Regions from separate parts of the Homo sapiens genome. Here region 2 is linked to region 1. Evidence: read pairs that join two places in POLR2A ChIA-PET (ENCODE). Cell type or tissue: IMR-90. All regions are shown on one strand. Each heading gives the region's core, and the rest is flanking DNA. Links, peaks and the distances in the headings are about the cores only. Region 1 overlaps PARD3 (par-3 family cell polarity regulator). Region 2 overlaps PARD3 (par-3 family cell polarity regulator).

Region 1 (6,873 bases), core at 710-5,709:
TCTAAAACCAATGCGTATGTTATAGTTCTTTATTATAACAAATGAGTCTGCGGCTGAGAATGCACAATTGAAAACTTTCAGACAAAAGACTATTGATTCAGCAAATAAAGTTAAATTGCGTTTTTTTCAAAAGTTATTAAATTAAAATTGAGTACTCAAAAGTTCAAGAGCATATTTATTCTCAGCTAGTTTGTGAAGCTCAAATTGACTGTAATTCTTCATTAGCATATGTACCCAATTAACTAAACAAATGTGTATTGGGATTCTCAATTTTACGACATAATAGTAAATTTTCTCCCAGATTCATGATATAAGAGGAAAATGATCACTTTCTCTGATTGGGTAGACTAATCACTACCTACCTAGAATACCAAGCACCAGAATACCAAGCACCACTGGAGGGAATTTCAAGGCACATAACAAAAGATAAATTGAGTATAAAATCTCTTCTCATGATTTGATCATTCTTATTAGCTGCCACTGCCAAGGACCTTGCTAAATGATTTACATATATTTTCTTATTTAAACCATACAAAAGTCATGATTCCTATCCTTCATATGTAAGGAGTAGGGCTAAGTGAGGCTAACTTGCCCAAGGCCACACTACGTAAAAAATACTGAGCAAGGTATCCTTCCCCAGTCCTGACAATCCCCGTGCCAATAAAACGAGGACAACATAAGGTCAAGTCAGTCACTGACTGACACAGAGAGGTAATACAAAATTCCCAACTCCAAATCTGGGGAAAATAAATTGCGTTTTCAATACATAATAGAGCAAAAAATGATAAAGAATATCTTAGATGAACAAAAGGGTATAACAAACAATATAGTTTTTTTTGTGTGTGTACACATTTAGTTTTATTGTAACAAAGCAACTTGTACACTTTTAACGTTTAAAACTGAGCATCATCTTTCCTTTCCAGCGAAACAAAAAGAAAATTTAAAAATATACAGGAACAAAATTACAATAGAGAATGTCAATTCCAAATAAGATCCTACAGGTTCTGCTGACTCCCCCATTGAGTGGCAGGGCTCAAGTCATCATTAGGACAGAATTTATTTTAAAAGTGTCATCTTAAACTGCAAGGATGTCTGTCAAATATCACAATTAAACATGCCAAAGGAGAAGCCATGTTGTCAAAATGCCCACTTAACCCACCCAAACATCTCAAACCCACCCTTTGCTGACCTTCTATAACCTCATTTTTTTTTTAGTTTTTTTTTTCTTCTTTTAAACAAGAGAAAGTAGACAGATACATGTTGGTAAATGCTAACTGTCCATATTCACATAGAGACACAGTGTACTCTCTGAGCCCAATATACAGAGAAAGGAGGAAAAAAGCTAGAATTCTATGCACTACTGCACAGGGGCCTAGCGCCCTCCAGCTTCCAGCAGAGCGAAGGGAGAAGGTTTTTCTTTTTTCCCACAGAGCTCGGTGGTGTTGATTCCATACAGTTTTTGTTCAGACAGGAAGGGATAAAAATGACAAACAATATAATTATAATCATGTAAATCTTAGTTGAGGGGAGAGTGAAGCTCAGATTCTGCTGAATTAAATGGATGAGTATGGTATGTCTCAAGACCATCCAAAGATGTTTGACTACTAGTCTTGTAGACAGAGAAACATCAGTTTATATTTGAGGGGGAAATTATTCAAGACATGAATGCAGGATGTAAAAAACAAACTTTTATATTTCAGTGATTTTCTGAATATAGATTAATTACAAAATACAATCTGCATATAGATTATTTTAACCACCTTCTAATTAATCTATATTCAGGTTTAAATAGAATGCAAATAATAATACTTATGAAATACATATTTTCCAACAGGGTCACTTTTATTTCAACTCAAAAACGCAAAACATTAAAAATATTCTCCTAGTGGCCAGAAGTGATGGCTCACACCTGTAATCCCAGCACTTCGGGAGGCCGAGGTGGGTGGATCACTTGAGCTCAGGAGTTCCAGATCAGCCTAGGCAACATGGGGAGACCCCACCTTTACCAAAAATACAAAAAATTAGCCAGGCATAGTGGTGTGTGCCTGTGGTCGCAGCTACTAGGGAGGCTGAGGTGGGAGGATCACTTGAGCCTGGAGATCCTGCCACCGTACTCCAGCCTGGGTGACAGAGTGAGACCCTGTCTCAAAAAATATAAAGAAAGAAAGAAAGTAAAAAAAAGAATAAATCAATTTTAAAAATAAAAAATATTCTCTTAGAGATGTGATTTCATTTTTCAGCTTCATGATGGAATTTATGGACAATAATGTAACTAAGCAAATAAATAAAGAGGGGAAAAGTCATAAAAATAAACTTTAACACAGAAATTGAAGAAGCTTTTTCCAAAGGATGTTGACACTTCACCTGATATTCTGAATATTGTATTGAAGATAAACAGATGAAAAAAATTATTTGGGATAAAAATCAAAGTTAATCAGACAAATCAAATGATGGCAAATCTGTAAAAAGTAAGTTGAGAATAAATTAATAAATAAGATATCTGCCAACATGAGTCAGTAGCAGAAAGCCAGACCCACACCCAGAGTCCCTTCATTTCCCTCACCACCATCTTCACAGGGCCTGATTTTCTAACTGTGAAACTTTAGATTTTTCCTTAAGTCTTATGATTGACAAGTAGATGTTAAGAAGGATTGTTCTGTGAGTACATACTACTAATGAGAGTATGGTAAATGGGCTTATATGGTTTTTTTCAACTTCCCTTCTTCCTGAGAATCAAGGACATGCACTGCTGGGAATTAATATGTAGTTACAACAAAAGAGGCTTTCTTATCAAACAGTAAGTGGAAATCAAAATCCTGTACACTCTTGTCCCCCAAAGATATGAATAGAAAACAGAGGTGAAGAAGTTTTAGACATGAAAAATACTAGAATGTAAAACCATCATGGCAGCCATTTTTATTTGTTTGGTTCCCTAGGGCAAGGGCTGACAACTGCAGCCTATGAGTCAATTCAGCCAGCAATATGTTTTTGTAAATGAAGCTTTGTTTATATCTTGTCAATGGTTGCTTTCATGCTACAATGGCAGATTTTCTGGGCCATGATGCCTAAAATACTGATTATCTGACCCTTTACAGAAAGTTTGTGAATCTTTGATCTGAGATATCAAAGGCACCAAAAATGCTAACTAGTAGATACTAGATCTTAAAAAAAAAAAAAAAGTGTATATAAACACCAACATACAATTACTATTTTCACAAGGAAAAGTAATGTGAAACAAATTTAAGTGCCACAGACTTAAGAATAAAGGTAGATGTAAATAAGTGAGAAATGTCCATTATAGAAAAGATCCAGGCCAGGCAAGGTGGCTCATGCCCGTAATCCATGCACTTTGGGAGGACAAAGCTGGCAGATCACTTGAGCCCAAGAGTTTGAGACGAGACTGGGCAACATTGGGAAACCTCATGTCCACAAAAAATATAAAAAATTAGCCGGGCATGGAGGCACTTGCCTGTAGTCCCAGCTGCTTGGGAGGCTGAGGTGGAAAAATCACCTAAGCCCGGCAGGTTGAAGCTGCAGTGAGCCACTACTCTCCAGCCCGGGCAACAGAGTGAGAAGCTATCTCAAAAGGAAAAAAAAAAAAGATCCAGAGAAGAAAACTTTAGGCCAGGTACAGCCGCTCACACCTGTAATCCCAGCACTATGGGAGGCCAGGGTAGCAGGATCACTTGAGGCCAAGAGTTTGAGACCAGCCTAGGCAACAAAGCAAGACCCAGTTTCTACTTAATTAATTAATTTAAAATGTTTTAGCCATAATTGTTTTCCATAGGGGAAAAGATTTAGAGTATCTACTTTAAGTTAGATTATGAAGCCCAAGTAAGAATAGTAGTAATTTTTTTTTTTTTTTTTTTGAGACAGAGTCTTGCTCTGTCACCTGGGCTAGAGTGCAGTGGCGCGATCTCAGCTCACTGCAACCTCCACCTCCTGGGTTCAAGCAATTCTCCTGCCTCAGCCTTCTGAGTGGCTGGGATTACAGGCGCACATCACCACGCCCAGCTAATTTTTGTATTTTTAGTAGAGATGGGGCTTCACCATGTTGGCCAGGATGGACTCGATCTCTTGACTTCATGATCCGCCCGCCTCAGCCTCCCAAAGTGCTAGGATTAAGGTGTGAGCCACCGCGCCTGGCCTATGCCTCAGCCTCCAGAGTAGGTGGGACTACAGGTACCCATCACCACACCTGGCTAATGTTTGTATTTTTAGTATACATAGGGTTTCACCATGTTGGCCACGCTGGTCTCGCACTCCTGACCTCAGGTGATCTGCCCACCTTGGCCTCCCAAAGGTCTGGGATTACAGGCATGAGCCACCATGCCCGGCCTTATTTTGTTTTTGTTTAAGACAGGTTCTCACTCTGCCATGCCAAGCTGGAGTACAGTGGCATGATCATGGCTCACTGCAGCCCCACACTCCCAGATTCAAGTGATCCTCCCACCTCAGCCTCCCAAGTGGCTGGGACCATAGGTGTATGCCAGCACACTCGGCTAACTTTTGTATTTTTTGCAGAGACAAGGTTTTGCCATGTTGCCAAGACTGGACTTGAACTCCTGGCTTCAAGTGATCCTTCCACTTCAGCCTCCAAAAGTACTGGGATTACATGAATGAGCCATCATGTCCAGCCTCAAACACAAAATCTTATCATTTCATAGGTCCAGTCCCTATTTTAGCACACAATTTTATATGTTGCTTTTTATATACTTAACATTATATCATAATCATATATCTATTTCATGAGAAAGTGTCAGAAATACTTCTTAACCACCATCCAGGCCAGGATGTATCATTACCGTTTCTTTGTTAATATAGTAACACCATATCTAATATGGATAGTCATGGGTTCATTTGCTCCTGTGCTGATTACGCTTCACTAAGCAGTACCTATGGTCCTGTAGACCAATACCTACAACCAGGTTCTAGAAATATTAAAAAAGAAAAAAAAAAAAGCAAGGTTCTTCTGCCAAAGGTAATCACAATTATTTGGCATAACCTTCCTGAAAATAGTGGCATTTGTGGTTTAAATAAAGAGATTATCTTTCCTATTTGTTTTTGAGACAGAGTCTCACTCTGTCACCTAGGCTGGAGTGCAGTGGCGTGATCTTGGCTCACTGCAAACTCTATCTCCTGGGTTCAAGCAATTCTTGTGCCTCCGCCTCCCATGTAGCTGGGATTACAGGCACCTGCCACAATGCCCAGCTAATTTTTGTATTTTTCATAGAGACAGGGTTTCATCATGTTGGCCAGGCTGGTCTTGAACTCTTGACCTGAAGTGCTCCACCTGCCTAGACCTCCCAAAGTGCTAGGATTACAGGCGTGAGCCACTGCGCCCAGCCGATGGTTCTCATTTAAATCAGGAGGAAATGAAATGATATGGATGAAATAAAAATTGATTCCAAGGTAATGAAACGTTTTAGGTAAATGTTTTTCTACTAAGAAAATAATTTAAAAAAAGAAATCACCAAAGTAATGAAACCGTGAACGAATATAGATGAGGATCAGTTAACTTTATTTTTGAATAACATATACAAGGAAATAACTCAAGAAAAACATCATCGGCCGGGCGCGGTGGCTCACGCCTGTAATCCCAGCACTTTGGGAGGCCGAGGCGGGTGGATCATGAGGTCAGGAGATCGAGACCATCCTGGCTAACAAGGTGAAACCCCGTCTCTACTAAAAATACAAAAAATTAGCCGGGCGCGGTGGCGGGCGCCTGTAGTCCCAGCTACTCGGGAGGCTGAGGCAGGAGAATGGCGTGAACCCGGGAAGCGGAGCTTGCAGTGAGCCGAGATTGCGCCACTGCAGTCCGCAGTCCAACCTGGGCGACAGAGCGAGACTCCGTCTCAAAAAAAAAAAAAAAAAAAAAAAAGAAAAACATCATCATGGGGAAGATAATATTGTCTCTCTACCTATTTGTCTCTATTTCTACATATCAGCAGGTAGTCAACTAAGACAGGGGTTGGAGGACGAGCTAATTGTCATTAATGCCCCTGATTGAAAAACATTCAACCTAGTCTAAAAAATAGCTTTGAAAGTAAGCAGTGCAAGATTCTTATTTTAAAAAACTTAAGCCAGCCATGGTGGCTCACACCTGTAATCCCAGCACTTTGGGAGGCTGAGGCCGGCGGATCACTTGAGATCAAGTGTTCCAGATCAACCTGGCCAACGTGGTGAAACCCTGTCTCTGCTAAAAATTCAAAAACTAGCCAGGCATGGTAGCATATGCCTGTAGTCCCAGCTTCTAGGAAGGCTGATGCAGGAGAATTGCTTGAACCCGGGAAGCGGAGGTTGCAGTGAGCCAGGATCTCCAGCCTGTGTGACAGAGTGAGACTCCATCTCAAAAAAAACCAAAAAACAAACACAAAAAAACCAACAACAACAAAAAAAACTTCATCACACATCAGGTCACAATAAGATCTACATGGCTGTAAAAAACTCTCTAACGTTAACTTCACAAGCTTACATTACTATTTTCCTTAATGACATTTGATATTTGAGGTGGTCTGGGTTGTGTTCCTTCTCTTCAAAATATACAATTGGTATTCTGCATTATTCGTTAGATGCTCTGACTTTGAAAATCTAAATGAGAAAGCAATATTGACATGTATTTGTCACTTTTATAAAAGTAAGTATTCAGTAACTGTTATTCAATTAGTTATCCTCCAAAATTGAGAAGGCCCAAGAATGACTGGAGTTTTATATAAGGGAAGTTATCTTGGAAATTTCTACTTACATATCATGAATATATATTATTGTAGTCCTACTAGATATATGTGCAATTTCTTAACTTCACTTAATTTCTTCCTTCCTGCTATACTACATTGCTTAATTTACTCTTGCACAAGCCACCATGAAGTTGAC
Region 2 (6,873 bases), core at 573-5,572, 160 kb after region 1:
AAATGGCAAATTCTCAGCAAAACCACACAGAGGGAAAAGGGGATAAACAGATGAGAAAACTGTCTTGCTCAGCACAGCACATGCAAGGTACTGGCATGTTGGGTTCTCATGGAACATGCTAAGGAGAGCAAATCACAACTAAAGACAACTCGGGATGAAAACAGAAGCACAAAACAAAAAGCAAGCGTGAGATACAAAAGCTTACATGAATCGAATGTTGGGGTTTTAGGAGAATGGTTTGGGTTTTTATTTTATTAACCCCCTTGGATCAAATTAGCTCAACACATAAATAAGCAATGTTTTTGTTCAAAAGAGGTCTAAGACACTTAACCCAACCTTACAACACTAAAAAGGATGCTTTGGAATTCTGCTGAGCAGATCCAGTGGCTGGCATCTTGAGGCTCTGATAAGGTAAATACTACAACCGCCTACTGCTGTTTTATGAATTTTACTGCTAGACTAGTGATGCATTTAATGCACAAATGCCAGCAATTCCAGGCCAGGATACAAAAATTTACTGTGGATGTGCTTTAAGTTAATGTTGATTCCAACAGTTTACATTCCATCAGCTATTCCAGTGCCAATTAGCACCTTAAAAATTGTGTGTAAATAATTGAAAAACATGTTAGCAATTAAAAGGAGGAAATAATTCCACATTAAAATCAGGAAGAGACTTTAGGTTAAATGCTAAAAGGCAACTGTATTCTCAAAACATCAGGTTTTCACAGCACAATGCAAAATGTTATATGCACTCTAAAACAAAAATGTAACATGTAGATCCTGTTTAAAATTCAGTAAATGCCAATTATTATTTACTGCTTTCAAAGCTAATAGGTTCTCTAATTGAATATAAGGTTTTAAACTTTGTGCATCATTAACTTATATTCCATGTTAGTAATGAAGTGTTGACAAATGCTTTCAATGTATTAAGAATGTGAAAGATTCTGAATGAGGGTAGCTTAAGATCTTTCTTTGTACCAACTTTTAATGAAGGCCTTTTTTAAACAACAGGAAAAGTTAAAATGTCTAGCACATGGTTTTAATACAAGCTTTATTCTTAAGTAATTTAAAAGGGAGGATATAGATTTCTCATAACTCAAAGACTTTAAACTCTATGGAAAATAAATCTAGCAGTTACAAATAAGTAATAGAAATACAAAGAAACTTAATACTAGTTACAATTAAGGCCAATGACAACTCAGCGGCCTTTCGTTAGGAATCGAAATCTCACAGTATTGGTGCTCATTTTTTAAAAAATTATCAAGCTTTAAAATTGGAAAAAAAATTATTAAGATGAGGAATGGATATATTTACATTAAAATCAAATCAACTTTTCACAATGAGACAAACAGCCAAAGGCATTCATTCATGAAGAAATACCTAGACATCGAATACTAAAATACTGAGATGACAGAGTCTAGCATTTCAGAATCTATTACTTAATCAAGGGTAAGCAGATATAGTCTTTTAGGTACAGAAATTCAAGGGGATGGAGGGATGAATGCACAGAACACAGAGGATTTTAGGACAGTGAAACTATATTGTCTGATACTGTAATGGGGTCATTATAAATTTGTCCAAACCCATTGAATGTACAACACCAAAAGTGAACCCTCACGTCAGTTATGGACTCTGGGTGATGATGATGTGTCCATGTAGGTTCATCAACTGTAACAAATGTTCCACTGTGGTGGGGGATGTTGTTAATGAGGAGGCTATGCAAGTTTGTGGGGGAAAGGGATATAAGGACATTTCTGTACCTTGCACTCAATTCTTCTGTAAACCTAACATTGCTCTAAAAAATAAAGTCCTTTTTTTTAAGGCCCTTTGAATGTTACCTTTAAACACATGAACTACGATCCCATTCCATCTCAACAGAATGATACAATCACTTTTTACTTGAAAATGATGGGAAGTTTTTCTTCTGTTTTGGAATTCACTTAGAATACAAAATCTTTTATACTGCCTGCATGGGAAAATGGTCTCCTAGGAAAATTTTATATCATAAATAATTGAGGAACAAAACAAAACAAAAGAAGTACAGGATCACAGAATAAGTAATACTTCAACTTTTGCTTTAAATATTAGGAAACATTAAACCAAGCTGGATCATGGGCTGTATGCTTATCTTTTACATCATTATTTAATTGACCTTATTTTTCTTACACCCTCAATATGTATTAGTCTTTTTTAATCCTATGTATCTTATAAGGTACCAGTTTATCCAAGCTCTGGTGGTACCCTCCATTCTCTGGGAAATACCATCACCCGCCCACACACCTACCTACCTAACCCCCATCCAAAGGAGTGAGCCCTGGGGAGGCAGAGGTGTCCTGGATGACTCCACCCTATCACCCACAGCCACAGCCACCTTCATTGTCATCACCCTGCACCACCTCCTTCTAGCCACCACTGATGACATCAGGGTTGGACCCTTTGATCTAAGTGGAACCAACTAGATTATCTCTCCACAGAACTTGGAGGTAGGACAGAGAGAGAGATCTCTACTTGTGGCTAGAACTATGATAAAGAAAACTTAGCAACACTAGTCAGACAAACTGTAACAAGGAAATAGAGCATTAAAGAAAGCAACTCATGGGAAAGAAGAATAAAGCAGAAGCCCTGAAGAAAGCAGAAATCAGAGACTGAATGGAGGTACTGCTGGAGTTCTCAATGTCTTTCTAGTTCTTGTTTCCCTTAACTTTCGATGCTGGTTGAGGTTATGAAGAACCCGGTAGTACCGTTACAACAACGTTTTTCTTTTCTACTAAAGCTAAATTAATCTGGCTTTTGTTAAGTGAAACATCAAGAAACTCAAATGAATATAGTGTAACATCCTGTGTGCAAGAAGAATTTAATAGACACAACTGCGCTACCACCCTTCCAATTCCTTTTCTTCTTTCTTTTTTTTTTTTTTTGAGACAGAGTCTTGCTCTGTCGCCCAGGCTAGAGTGCAGTGGCGAGATCTCCGCTCACTGCAAGCTCCGCCTCCCAGGTTCACGCCATTCTCTCGCCTCAGCCTCCAGAGTAGCTGGGAATACAGGCACCCACCACCACGCCCGGCTAATTTTTTGTATTTTTAGTGGAGACGGGGTTTCACCGTGTTAGCCAGGATGGTTTCAATCTCCTGACCTCGTGATCCGCCCGCCTCAGCCTCCCAAAGTGCTGGGACTACAAGCGTGAGTCACCATGCCCAGCCCAATTCCTTTGCTTAAAGAATTCAGATGAGCGTAGTGTTTATTATTTTTTCTGTCCATGTCTGTTCCAGTCATGAACTTCAAGAGTTACCTAACCCTCTCACATAAAACCACACAAACCGTTTCCTTTCCCCTAGTCCACTCTCCTGTATTGGGCTATGTTCTACACCCTCATTATGTATAAAGGGATACTCCTGTTCACAGATTTTGTATTGTCATACAAAACCTTTCTAGACACATAGATATACCTGATTCTACCCTACTCCCAAGCCAAGCCAGGTGAGATGTCCTGTCCTTTAAATCCTAACAGGTGGTAAAGGAAGGTATAACTGCTGGGGTTATATGTTCTTCCTCAGCCAATAGCTCAGCAATGTTCAATGGACCCAGGGGTCCACCCTGCAGAGAGGAATGTCAACCATGTAGCTGACTTTCTGCCAGATAATATTGACTCCATGATCTCTTTTTCTTTACTCTTGCCAAAGTGGGCTACTCCTCCTGTTAGAATGTGTGCTCATCTCCGAGTATGTTGGTTTTGAGGAGAAAAATAGGTTATAACCAACCAAGCGACTTGACAAGAGGGAGTGTGCTCTATTCACTTTTGTATCCTCAGTACCCAACACATCATACAGAATATGGTATATGCCTAGAAAATAGTTATCAAACAGAATAACTAGAAAATACAAAAGAGCCAGGGTCAGCAAAATCCCAGCATTTTGGGAGGCCAAGGCAGTAGGATCGCTTGAGCCCAGCAGTCTGAGACCAGCCTGGGCAACACAGAGAGAGTCCCATCCCTACTGTTTCGTTTTTTTGTTTTTTTGAGATGGAGTTCGCTCTTGTTGCTCAGGCCAGAGTGCAATGGTGCAATCTCGGCACATTGTAACCTCTGCCTCCCAGGTTGAAGCGATTCTCTTGTCTCAGCCTCCTGAGTAGCTGGGATTACAGGCGTCCGCCACCATGCCTGGCTAAGAGGGTTTCACCACGTTGCCCAGGCTGGTCTCAAACTCCTGACTTCAAGCGATCCACCTGCCTTAGCCTCCCAAAGTGCTGGGATTACAGGCATGAGCCACTGCACCCGGCCTCCCATCTCTAGTGTAAAAACATAAAATTAGCTAGGTGTGGTGGTATACATCTATAGTCCCAGCTACTTGGGAGGCTAAGGTGGGAGGACTGCTTGAGTCCAGGAGGTTGAGACTTCAATGAGCTATGATCATGCCACTGCACTCCAGCCAGCCTGGGTGACAGTGTGAGACCCTGACTCAAAAAAAAAAAAAAAAGAAAGAAAGAAAAAAGTACAAAAGGTATCACAAAACTGTTACTATTCTCGTTATGATTTTGCCAGGGCTATTTTTCAATCAAAAGATGACCACAACTTTGGTGTTGCTGGCTGTATGTGCTAAGTATGGCTCCCCACACTCCTCTACAGAATACACTGAACGTTTCTCACCATGTTCTCACTTTGCATGTGGACTGCACATCTTTTTGCTAAAAAAAAAAAGTTGAATACGTAATTATATTCCCCATTGCAGCAACCCAAATGAATCTACTACCGCTATTTCAGAGGTTTATGTATGATCTACTTATTCCAAAACCAATTTGAGTGGATGCTGTTACAAAGTTTTCAGTAGCTACAGTTCTTAATAGGACTTCTGCTTCACTGTATTAGTCATATGGGATTATAAGCAAGAATCATAAACTATCATATTGCTTTGATCTTCAGAACAATTGATAAAATACTTATCATTCTTGCTACCTCATTTCCTCAAAGTGTTAAGTCAACCATGATTGGGGAATGAGTTCTATCTCCTTTCTGACAGCCCCCTTGACTCTAATTATACTAAATCTGCAAGAGGCTGAAGCTATATTATTCCAGAGAAAGTGTGCCTCAGCTTCCATTGCCAAATATCCCCTTCCCAGAAAATGTACACATTTACCTTTACTCCAATTATTAATTACATAAATGCACACTGCCGGCCTGGTGCGGTGGCTCATGCCTCTAATCCCAGCACTTTGGGAGGCTGAGGTGGGCAGATCACTTGAGGTCAGGAATTCAAGACCAGCCTGGCCAACATGGTGAAACCCCACAGATCTCAAACCCCGTCTCCACTAAAAATACAAAAATTAGCTGGACTTCGTGGCATACGCCTGTAATGCCAGCTACTCAGGAGGCTGAGGCAGAAGAATCACTTTAACCTGGGAGGCGGAGGTTGCAGTGAGCCAAGATTGCGCCACTGCACTCCAGCCTGGGCGACAGAGTGAGACCCGGTCTTGTAAGTAAGTAAGTAAGTAAGTAAATAAATAAATGCTGCCTTCAAATCCACACATTTTTCTAGAAGAATCTTCATTAGAATTGAAAACTCATTTTTCCCCCCCACAGAATTAGCCTCTAAGGCCTTTTGCACTTTCTGGAGCCCCTATGCCAAAGCACTGTGACTTTCTCATTCACCTGGACTTCCACAAGTCTCTAACTTAGGCACCATACTCAGCCTTATATCTTAGTTAATTGCGGACGTGTCTCACAAGAGCTCAATTTGATTGAATTGATCTTATTGGCAAAGTAGTATTTTTCATTGATCCAAGATTCAAAGGCTTGTAGGCTAATTGATACAAAACTGTTGTGATTTTCTAAAACCCATGCCTTCGGTGGAATGTCTTGGCTTCTTATTTGTAACTGTTAAGTACCTAGAATTAGCCATGCATTTTTAGGCAGGGGTCATAAACAAACACTAGAGAAGTGATCAGAGATGTTTTTCATTTTTCTCCTAAAAAAAAATGAAAAAAAAAAAAAGAAAAGAAACTACAAGCCACTAGGCCTTTCACAGTATTTCCTAAAGGAGAACCTAAACACTGAGATGTGAATTCTACCTGAGTTGCATTAGCAGTCAGAAGAATAGACATGCCAACAAAAGAGAAAACAAGATTGCTACCTTTTTAACATCCCAACACATCAAGATTCTCGAAGTGAATGCCCACTCATCAATGCCACAATTTCTTCCATAAATCATTATTCCAGAGTTTAATAAATGGAGTTACTCACCCAACAAAGAGACACGCAATAAGTGATGAAAAGGATGACTCCCAGGACAGCGATATAATTTGACCTTACCTACTTGATGAGAATAGAAGCGACTGTAACAACAAAAACGCACTTCTGAGGCTTTGGCTGTTACCACTCATCAAAATGGAGAAGGGCACAATGTGTGTTAGTTAAAATGATCCCGGGAGATGAACTGAGATCGTTCACATTATATAGGGCATTTAAAATGAGTCAGTGAAGAGAGAAGCTTGAGAGTTCTTTTTTTAAGCCAAACATTTTAAAAGTTTGAATTGAAGGCTGAGATGGGACATATAATTATTTATCTGCATCATAAAAACCAATAAATCTTATTGCACATACAATTTCAGAATAATTGAAAATATTGGTAAATCTTTGGCTTCCGAGGAAATAGAAATTATTTCTAAGACTCACAGGAGAAACCATAGCTAACCATAATTCCTAAGGAAGGTATTAAAGCCAAAAACAATTATTTTGTGGGAATTTTCCTTGACCTTCAGCTTCTAATGTTACTTTACTCTGAATTTTTTTTCAATAGGTTCTATACAGGGGTGCTGGCATATATCAATCATATTTCTCAAACCCAAAACAGCTGTTCAGAACACCGCCGTGCAGAAAAAGTTA

Evidence for each region. Peaks named below come from ENCODE experiments on the same cell type or tissue, not always from the same donor. Only the 100,000 strongest peaks of a DNase experiment are listed, where the experiment ranks them.
Region 2: POLR2A ChIA-PET joins it to region 1 with 15 read pairs; 2 of 35 experiments call an interaction of 5 or more read pairs at or near these places.

What each region holds. Positions count from the first base shown.
Region 1 is chr10:34,389,987-34,396,859 of GRCh38, forward strand. All of the region lies in intron 7 of PARD3 (par-3 family cell polarity regulator), which reads right to left. Among named protein-coding and RNA genes, the nearest start is that of PARD3, 420 kb to the right of the region's middle. In IMR-90, for the core only: a CTCF peak has its summit at 1,394; no DNase peak of the experiment used is centred there.
Region 2 is chr10:34,553,483-34,560,355 of GRCh38, forward strand. All of the region lies in intron 2 of PARD3 (par-3 family cell polarity regulator), which reads right to left. Among named protein-coding and RNA genes, the nearest start is that of PARD3, 260 kb to the right of the region's middle. In IMR-90, for the core only: no CTCF peak of the experiment used is centred there; a DNase peak (open chromatin) is centred at 3,239.